2 separate regions of the Homo sapiens genome follow, and region 2 is linked to region 1. A link is an interaction called in ENCODE POLR2A ChIA-PET data of the cell type or tissue named here. Cell type or tissue: endothelial cell of umbilical vein. All regions are shown on one strand.

Evidence for each region. ChIA-PET counts read pairs that join two places held together with the same protein. Peaks named below come from ENCODE experiments on the same cell type or tissue, not always from the same donor. Only the 100,000 strongest peaks of a DNase experiment are listed, where the experiment ranks them.
Region 2: POLR2A ChIA-PET joins it to region 1 with 5 read pairs; 2 of 35 experiments call an interaction of 5 or more read pairs at or near these places.

Annotation. Positions count from the first base shown.
Region 1 is chr7:15,754,087-15,759,086 of GRCh38, reverse strand. The region is part of intron 2 of LOC105375167 (a long non-coding RNA gene); the gene reads left to right. Among named protein-coding and RNA genes, the nearest start is that of LINC02587, 68 kb to the right of the region's middle. In endothelial cell of umbilical vein, no CTCF peak of the experiment used is centred here; no DNase peak of the experiment used is centred here.
Region 2 is chr7:15,889,373-15,894,372 of GRCh38, reverse strand. No RefSeq gene overlaps it. Among named protein-coding and RNA genes, the nearest start is that of LINC02587, 200 kb to the right of the region's middle. In endothelial cell of umbilical vein, a CTCF peak has its summit at 4,665; a DNase peak (open chromatin) is centred at 2,932.

The sequences.
Region 1 (5,000 bases):
GAAAATGTGTATTCTGACGTTACTGATCTGAATATTTAATAGATGTCTGTTATGTCTGGTTGGTTTATAGTCTTGTTCAAGTCTTTTTTTTTATTTTTGGGTGCTCTGCCTACTAATCTATCCCTTTTTAAAAGTGGTATCGCAGTATCTATGTATTATTGTCAAATTGTTTTCCTTTCATTTTGTGAGTTTTTGTTTCATATACTTGGGATCTTTTTCTTAAATGGAAATATGTTTGTAATTGTTTTATCCTGATGAATTGACTCTTTCATCGGTATACAGTACTTTGGTATGTCTTTAGTAACTTTTTTTCTTAAATAATATTTTGTCTGATTTTAAAATAATTCTTTGAGCTCTTTTGTGTTAACTGTTTATGTGGTATTTTTTTGATCACTTTACTTTCAACCTATTTTTGATCTTTGAATATACGATGTGTCTTTTGTAGAAAATATTTTTTAAAAATCCATTCTATAAATTTCTATTTTTCTGTTGGAGAGCTTAGTCTATATTTAATATAATCAGTGATGAATTAAATTTAAATCTATCATTTTGTTATTTGTTTTCTGTATGTCTTATGTAGTTTTTTGTGTTTTTGTTTTTGTTCCTCTGTTTCTCTATAACTGCTTTCTTTTTTGTTAATGAGATATTTTCTAATATATAATTTTAAAAATCTTATTTTATTGTTATTTTTGGACTTATTCCCTGAGTGACTGCCCTAAAGATAAACATTAACATCTTAAATTATATAATTCAGATTAATATTAATTTAATTTTAATATTATATAAAAGCTTTGCTCTCATATAGCTGTATGTTTTCCCCTGCCTTTGTGCTACAATTGTCTTAAAAATTACGTCTTTATACATTATAACCTTATCAACACAGTTTTATAATTATTAATTTATGCCCTTATCTTTTAAATCCAATAGAAGAAAAGATTTACAAATAAAAAAAGCGTACACTGTCACTTTTATTTAATCTATGTAGTCACCTTTGCCAGTGCTTTAGTTTATTCATGTTGAAGCACTTCATTGTCTAGCGTCCTTTTATTTCAGCCTCACAAACTCTCTTTAGTATTTCTTGTAGGGCAAGTCTACTAATGATGAAGTCTCCTCATTTTGGTATTTGAGAATGTGTTAATTTTTTCTTTGTTTTTGAAGGATGCTTTTGGTATATAAATAAATCTTGTTTAACAGTGTTTTTTTCTTTCAGCACCTTGAAGAAGTCATTTCATTGCCTTTTAGTCTTCATGGTTTCTGATAAAATGCCAGCCATTAAACTTACTGAGGTTTTCTTGTACATCATGAGTCACTTTTCTTTTGCAGCTTTTGAAAGTCTCTCTTTTGACTACCATGTGTCTACATATACATATTACTTCAAGTTTAATAAGATTATTTAATTGCATATTAACATTTTTCTTTGAACTTGGGACGCATACAACCACAATTTTTTCAAATATCCTTTCTGCCCTTTACTCTCTCTGCACTCTTTTAGGAACATTATGTATGAAGTAGACAGAATAATGACTCCTCAAAAAACTTTCATGTTGTAATACCCAGAGGGTGTGTATATGTTAATTAACATGGCAAAAGGTGCTTTACAAATAAGATTAAGTTAAGAGTCTTAAAATGTGGTGGCTATTCTGAATTATTTATGTGAGCACCATATAACCACAAGAGTCTTTGAAAGTGTAAAAGGGAAACAGAAGGGTCAGAGTCAGAGATGTTATGACAGAAGCCGAGGTCAAGCTGATGTTTACCCACTAGCCAGAGATTTCAGGCAGCCTCTAAAATCTGGAAAAGACAAAAAACAGATTCTACCCTAAAGTCTGCATGAGGAATACCGTCCAATAGACTCCTTGGCTATAGCCCAGTGAGACTTCTGACCCCTACAACTGTAAAATAATAAATTTGTGTGGTTTGAAGTCACTAAATTTGACATAATTTATCATAGCAGCAACAGAAAATGAATACAATGAGTACATTCCTTTGCTTGATGGTGTCCCACAGGATGCTGAGGCTCTGTTCATTTTCCTCCTTTTTTTCTGTCTGTTCCTCACACTGGATAATCTCAACTGACATTCTCCAAGCTTTTTGATTCTTTCTTCTGTAAATTTAAATTTTCTTTTGGGCTCTAGTGAATTTTTCAGTGCATTTGTCGTACTGTTCAATTGCATAATTTTTCTTAATTTTTAAAACTAAATTCTAACGCTTTGTTGATATTCTTTTTGATGAGTTATCATTTTCACATTTTCTTTTAGTTCTTTAGACACAGATTTTTTAGTTGTTTAGTATATTTATAACAGCTTCTTTAAAGTTCTTGCCTAGTAAGTCTCATGTTTATGGTTTCCTCAGGGACACTTTCTATAGGCTGCTTTTTTTTTTTCCTATGTGAAGACAATAATTTCCTGCTTTGTTGCATGTCTCATTTTCTTTTATGTTATTAATTGAGTATCGTAGATAATATAATGTGAGCTCTCTTAAAACCAACTCCTACCCCTGTCCCTGGTTTGTTTTTGTTGCTATTTATTTATTGGCTTTCCTGAACTAATTCTGTAAAGCCTGTATTCTTTGTCATATGTGGCCACTGAAGTCTCTGCTAAGTTAGTGCACTAGTCAGCTCATGGTTGGACAGGGATTTCATTAAATGCATGAAACAAATGAATCTCTCAGCCTTTGCCAAGGGTGTGTGTGTGTGTGTGTGTGTGTGTTGGGACATGCTCTTAATGTCTTGACAGGCATTTTATAACTCTGCCTAAGTCTTTATTTCCTGATTTGTAAAGCCTCAAAATAAGAAGTGAGAGGATAAGGCCTCTAAGGTCTTTTCTGGGCATGCACGTAGCCCTGCACATGGACATGGCCTTCTAGATTCCCAGGAATATGTTGGAACTTTCAAAGCCCCCATGGACATTTCATTCCAAATTTCTTCTAAGTATTTTCATCAGCCTTTGGTAACCCAACTGGTATGACAAGCTCAGGCCAATACAATATTAAACATTTGTCACCGATTGTTTCCAACAGACAACTTGGCAATAAAACTGTTCACACATAGCAATCTTTTAGTCATCTCGAGTAAACACAAGCCCTAAGATCAAAGCTCTTCTAGGAGGCTGCCAGACTAGTCAAATAGTGGCAATTTTTAGTGGTACAGGTTATTTGGGGTGCTTCCAACCATTTCTGTTATCTACATTGGCTGGTAGACTGCTGGTTTTCACAGGTACCATGGTTACAAGGGTATTGGTTTTTAAGGCTACCACAGAGTTGGAGAAAGAGGGATGACGATAGGCTAAAATGTCAGAGTTCTTTGTTCTTAATGAGATTCAGCCATTTTCCTTAAATAAGTTCCCCTAGTGGTATTGTTGTAAGCCTTTGGTTAATTTCCAGAATTCTGTAAAAGTTTATTTTGATTGTCTTTGTTGTAATTTGTTTTATGAAATAAAGAATTTTTAGAACACCATTTCAGAAGTGCTCCATTTCAGAAGCACCATTTAGAGCACCATTTCAGAAGCACCATTTCAGAAGCACCATTTCAGAAGTGCTTCTCTTGCCTTTGTTTTTCATATTAGATATGGTCACCAATCATCTAGAGTTAATTAAATATTTTAGATTCTATCTTTGCTGAAGATCTGAAACAATAAGATGAATAAACTTTTAGAAATGTAAACTTTATTGAGGTTGCATTTATTACTTTAGCTCTCCATAGTTCCAGATTAATTTTTTCTGAATATGAATCAAAGATCTTATGGTATTCATTTTATGGCTTAGCACTGCTTGCCAAACATGCCACACTCACTCACACCATCTAGTTTTTGCATACTGCGTTCATTGGTTTGGCAGCTCCACTGACGAGTTCCTTCTAGTCATTTTTTTCAAGTCATAACTCATGCCAAACCTCAAGTCCTCTTTTACTGCATCCTTTTTATACTCTCAGAGAATTAATGTTTTTTCTTCTTCTTATTCTTCTTCTTTTTTTTTTTTTTGGAGACAGAGTCTTGCTCTGTCTCCTAGGCTGGAGTTCAGTGGCACAATATCGGCTCACTGCAACCTCTGCCACCCAGGTTCTAAGCGATTCTCCTCCCTCAGCCTTCAGAGTAGCTGGGATTACAGGCGCACACCTCCACGTCCAGCAAATTTTGTATTTTTAGTAGAGATGGGTTTTTACCATGTTGGCCAGGCTGGTCTCGAACTCCTGACCTCAGGTGATCCACCCGCCTTGGCCTCCCAATCTGCTGGGATTACAGCCACCACACCCAGCCTTTTCATATGTCCATTGCACCGTGTGCATTGTTCTTCAAAATGCTTTTTACATAGTACCTGTTTCTCATTTGTGTCCGCAACAACTGTAGGATTGAGATTACAGAATTTTAATTTTGTAAATCCTGCTCTTAGAACAATAGACTATATACTGTGAACTGCTTGTTCATATACTATACTGCTTGTTTATATACTATGAGCTGCTTGTGTATTTGCTAAATCATTGAGAAGTGACAGTCATTGACAAGAAAGTTTGTAGGGAGGTAAAGGATAATAAGGAGGATCATGGTGCTGGCCATCTTTAAGGAGAGAAGAACACAGTTTGGGTAACTTTCCTTTATCCCCTTTCCAGTGAATGACAAAATATTTTGTTCCTTTTTCTTCCTTGTTGAGGAAAGTCCCTTTTAGCTTAGTAATGCTCTCTGCACTAAGAGTTAATAGTTCAGAACTAAAAAGAAAAGACTTGGCATAGGCAGGGATGGGAGGAGAATTATGCAGCCAAAATATTTCTCTTCATTTTTTCCTCCAACTCTGGGAAGGAAGAAAACATAAAACTGAATATTATATTAAACATTAAGCAAGGCAAATATTCTTACTCTGTGATTAAAGAATAATGATGCTACTGTGGTGATGTCAGGTATAATAAAATAAAGTATAAGTAAATTTTAAGAAGGAATTTTGTTTGTACGATGTTATACTGGTTGACATGTTGTATCTTTTCCATTTGTAGTTTCCCTAACTTTCTGATT
Region 2 (5,000 bases), 140 kb before region 1:
ATAAAAACCCAGCATGTTAGGCTGTGGTTAACTAGTTTCTTCTGAGGGCAGGCCTTATTAAGGACAGGATGCTTTGGCAAATTTCAGAATGGTTTATTTTCCTCTTCCTATGGAAACCATGAAGGGATTTTTCTCTGATATTTATTGTGAGAACCTGGTCAATCTCCTGGACGTAAATCTTACAAAATTGTGAGGGCCCCCAAATCACTGCGTTCCCCTGGAGTTTTTAGCTCTCGGAGTTTTCCACACTAAGCCTTCAGCAATTTGTTCATTACAGTTAGGTTTCTTACTCCAGCCTGGGTTGCCTTGGAGGTTTCTGCTTGTGAGGCAGTTGTGCTAAGCTGTGACTGCTGGTATTCCAACTGTCTTTCCAATCTTGGGGCAGCAGTTTGTTGTGTGTCCTGCCTCTCTCTTTTGGATTCAAGAAGAGTTACTGATTTTTCTGATTGTATAGCTTTTTACGTGTTGTTAGAATGGGGTGGCAATTTCCAAGCTTCTTACATGTGGAACCAGAAACCAGAAGTCAGTTTTAATTCATTTAAATTTAAATGGCCACATGTGGCTAGTGATGACCATGGACATTGCAGAACAGGACATTCCCTAGGTAGTCTTGTAATTTAATTATTTTTTGATTCTGTGTAATAATGTTCAATTTGAATCATGTAACCAGATAGGTTGAAAACATATCTCTAAGAAATCCTGTTAAAATAAAATTATACAATTGACAATGGAGATTTCTGGAAAATACCTAAATTCATATTTTGTATAAGATATTCTTATGTGACAAAATTAGTAATTAAAAATGAGGAGAAAATGTATGCAATTTGCTTTATAGTGTGGTAACACAGAATGGATTTCTTTGTCAAACAAAGGTAGAGCTGAAGTTTGAGTTCCTAAAATCACATTTGTGGCTGGATGACTATGAGCTTGTCAGTTTACTTCATTGTACCTTAAATTCTACATCAACAAGACAGAGATAAAAATAAATATTTTATCAGTTTAATTATGAGAACCAAATGAAATAATTTGTTAAACACTTAACCTACTGTCTAGCACATAGCAGATTCTTAAGATATTGTATGTCCTTCCATAAAATGTTTTAAAGTTCATTAGAAATACCCTCTGCATAACTTTATTAAAATCTGGAAGGTAATCGTCTATTGTCATTTCCTATTGGATGTGGTTTTGTTTCTTAAAGAAAAAAAGCCACAAACAACAGCAATAAAAAACACAGTACACTATAAATCACAAATCAAAGCAGGACAGAATTCAATCACTGAACAATAGAAAAATATTCTTCACCTTGAATGCCCCTGTTTCCAAACTACCAAGTTAAAGGATTTCTTCACCCACTGTTGATGCCGGCTAAGAGACTGCAATGTGTTTGTTTTCCTTCTCATCTCCTTTTGCTCCAAGAATTTATTTCTAAGCTTTGCCACTGGAGATGTTGGCTTGCATACTTCCAAGGAGACCCTCTCATTTAGGGAAGGACTTGGGGCAGCCAGGTTGCCCATGGCTCCATGCCCCAGCAGGACTGCCAAATATGTGAGAGTAGCTTCCTGCTATGTGTGGGCTGTGCCCAGGCTTTGGTACCAAAAGCTGTGTGGGGTCCATTCTCACCATGTGCCTCCCATTCATTGCTGAAGCAATCTTGGAAAGTCAAGTTCCAAAAGCTAACCAAACAGCACAGATAAATCTTGTGACGATATACATTGACATTTATAATACGGTTGAGAGAAACACATCCATTAATAGTCACACAGAACAGCAACAATGTTGGCATGCTTAGTAAACGTAGACCCATACTGATACTGCATTCTCAATTGGAGAGATGTTACAGACATTTCTATTTTAATATTTCTTCTTCTTCTTCTTCTTTTTTTTTTTTTTTTTTTGAAACAGAGTTTTGCTCTTGTTGCCCAGGCTGGAGTGCAGTGGCACAATTTCGGCTCACTGCAACCTCCGCCTCCGTGGTTCAAGCGATTCTCCTCTCTCAGCCTCCCAAACAGCTGGAATTACAGGCATGCGCCACCACGTCCGGCTAATTTTTTTGTATTTTTAGTAGACACGGGGTTTCGCCATGTTGGTCAGGCTAGTCTTGAAGTGCTGACCTCTGGTGATCCGCCCGCCTCGGCCTCTCAAAGTTCTGGGATTACAGGCGAGAGCCACTGCGCCCTGCCAGAGAGACTTTTCTATTTTAAAAGAGTCATGGAGTTACCTATGATTGTATTTGCTTTTCTTTTTCTAATCACCAGCCCTTAAATGCTACTGGCAATTCCCATTTGTGGAACTACTTTCTTTTTAGAACTTCCAGGATTTCAAGATCTGTGAAAAGTGGATTTTTTTTTGTGAAGACCCTGAAGCATAATTTAACCACAATAATTAGTTAATGAATGTTTCTTCGAGTAAGACCCACTATTATAAAAGTAGGGCATTGTGAGTATGGTTGCAAGCATAAAAGTCTCTCCATTTTATGCTTAAATGTGCAGATATTTCTCTATTTAGGAACAGAGAGTGCAATGGTTCCTTTAAGAAATTTTTCTGTTTCAATTCCTCTTATATTCAAGAAGCACATGCTTAATTCAGTGGCAACTTGGAAACATGTGACAAATGTACAATAAAACACCACACCTATGCTCACACTAAAGGCTCAAAAGGAAAATTAAATCTAAGTAGAAGAACACAGGCAGTCATTTTTTCCATACTTTCCTGCATGTGCTCCAAGCTCTGGAATGTACTGAGGAATGCATATTGAAAGATTTGGTGTAGATATTTTTTCTTTGGTTTCCATCAGATTTTATTGCATTCACAGGGAAATATGAAATCACTAAGTTATCTTATCCATAGATTTACATAGAAATGAAATAGTGTTTGATACTTAATGGATATATTTCTTTCTATGTCTAAGAAGATTTTTTTTCTCCTGGAGAAAAATCAAGTACATTTAAAGCCAGTTGTAATGCACCCTTCAAAACCCCAGGTTTGGTGTTGGCTATAGACTGGAAATTAAATCACATCTCCCCTGTGTGTAGTGAGGTATGGTAATGACTCATTTATCAGGCATTGTTAAAGGACAAGGAGCACCATGGGAAAAAAAAAAAAAAAAAAGCTCAGATACTTGAATCCTATTCCTTGATGTGTAAATCAAAAATGAAAAGAAAATTATTTTTAATTCTTTAAAATATTACATGTTGCCTTCATAGGCAATGTGTCCTGAACATAATTTAATCAAGTTTTAAAACCGAGCTCAGCCACTTATTAGTTATATAACTTTGGCAAGTTAGTAAAATCCAGCTTAGCCATTTACTAGTTTTATAATTTTGGCAAATTAGTTAACCTCTGTTTTCTCATCTGTCAAGCAGAGATAATTATACCTATGTCACAGTTTGAATTAGCTAATCTATATAAAACACCTCATAAAATGCCTAACACATAGTAGACCTACCCAGCATAGCCTCCTGGCCAGGCCTGTGGACTCCACTGCCAGACTGTCTGGATTTGAATGTTGCCTATGCCACTCCCTAGCAAGTAAATGTAACAATCTTTTTACCCTAATCTCTCTGATCCTCAGTTTCCACATCTCTAAAATGGAGATGAAAATGGCCGGCGCAGTGGCTCACTCCTGTAATCCCTTTGGAGGATTACAGCACTTTGGGAGGCCAAGGCGGGTGGATCACCTGAGGTCAGGAGTTCGAGACCAGCCTGGCCAGTATGGTGAAACCCCATCTCTACTAAAAATACAAAAAAAAAAAAAAAAAAAAAAAAAAAAGCTAGCCAGGTGTGGTGGTGCATGCCTGCAATCCCAGCTACTTGGGAGGCTGAGACACGAGAATCACTTGAACCTGGGAGGTGGAGGTTACAGTGAGCCGAGATAGCGCCACTGTACTCCAGCCTGGGTAACAGAGCAAGACTCTGTCTCAAAAAAAGAAAAAAAAAAGAAAAGAAAATGACATGTAAGCATTAAATAACTCATGTAGAGCCCTTAGAGCAGTGACTACTGGATATAGTGTTTTATAAATTTAACCATTATGAATAAATGTTTTCTGAAGCATTTCTAATTCAACTGTATATAATTTTGGTAGGGGTGTGTGTGTGTGCCTGCTTGTGGGAGTATGTGTTCTTTTCCTCTTGTTATTTAGGTTTTGACTGTTTCACTAATATATTTCTACACGTTAGCCATAAAACATTATCTGAGATAGATCAACATCCATTTCTATGCTTTTGCAATCTGTTTGTTAGTTTTGTTGTTCCTTTTTTGTTTCCTTGTGAAAATATCACATTCATCTCAGCCAAGTGCTGGGGGAACACAAGGTGGCTGAGGAAATAAGAGGTTCGTTCAGGATCTGCCACTATTGCAACCATGGTGGCCCCGTACAAAATTCATGTCTCTAAGGCAAGTAGTGAAATGAAACTTCAGTAGCGAATAAAATGGGTGTGCCCACTCTACTATGCTCAGATTTACTTAAAGGAGTCTGTGCCTCTGGCCACATTTCTTCCAAAGAGCAAGGATTTGGGTGGGGCTGAAACAACACGCCCACCAAAGTCCACCTTTTGGCTCACCCTCCAGATGATCACACTGACATGTTCCTCACTAGACCCAAGGATGGCTCAGGGGAAGCTGCGTATGGAAATAGGAACAAAGCTCAGATGCCTTATCTGGACAGTCCACAAGGGTGTGCACTGGGTAACCTTCTGGTGGGTGGAGAGGAGCCAGACTGGGAATCTGGAGGTCAGAAGGCTTTGGCTTGGCCTCCTCACACATCTACACTCGGGTGTGAACTGTGAGTTTGCCCTCCTAGATCACTCTGCAGATAGATATATTAAGGTAAGAGGATAAAACCTGTTACATAAGAGTTTGCCAGCTCAAGTTAGAACTTTTAAATATTAGACTGTCATATGTTGATTTCCATTTATACTCCTTTTCCAGCCCTTGCAAGCAGTAGGAGTAGGCATGTATATGCATCTTTTCCCAAGTTGATTGCTTCTTTCAAGTTATTGAT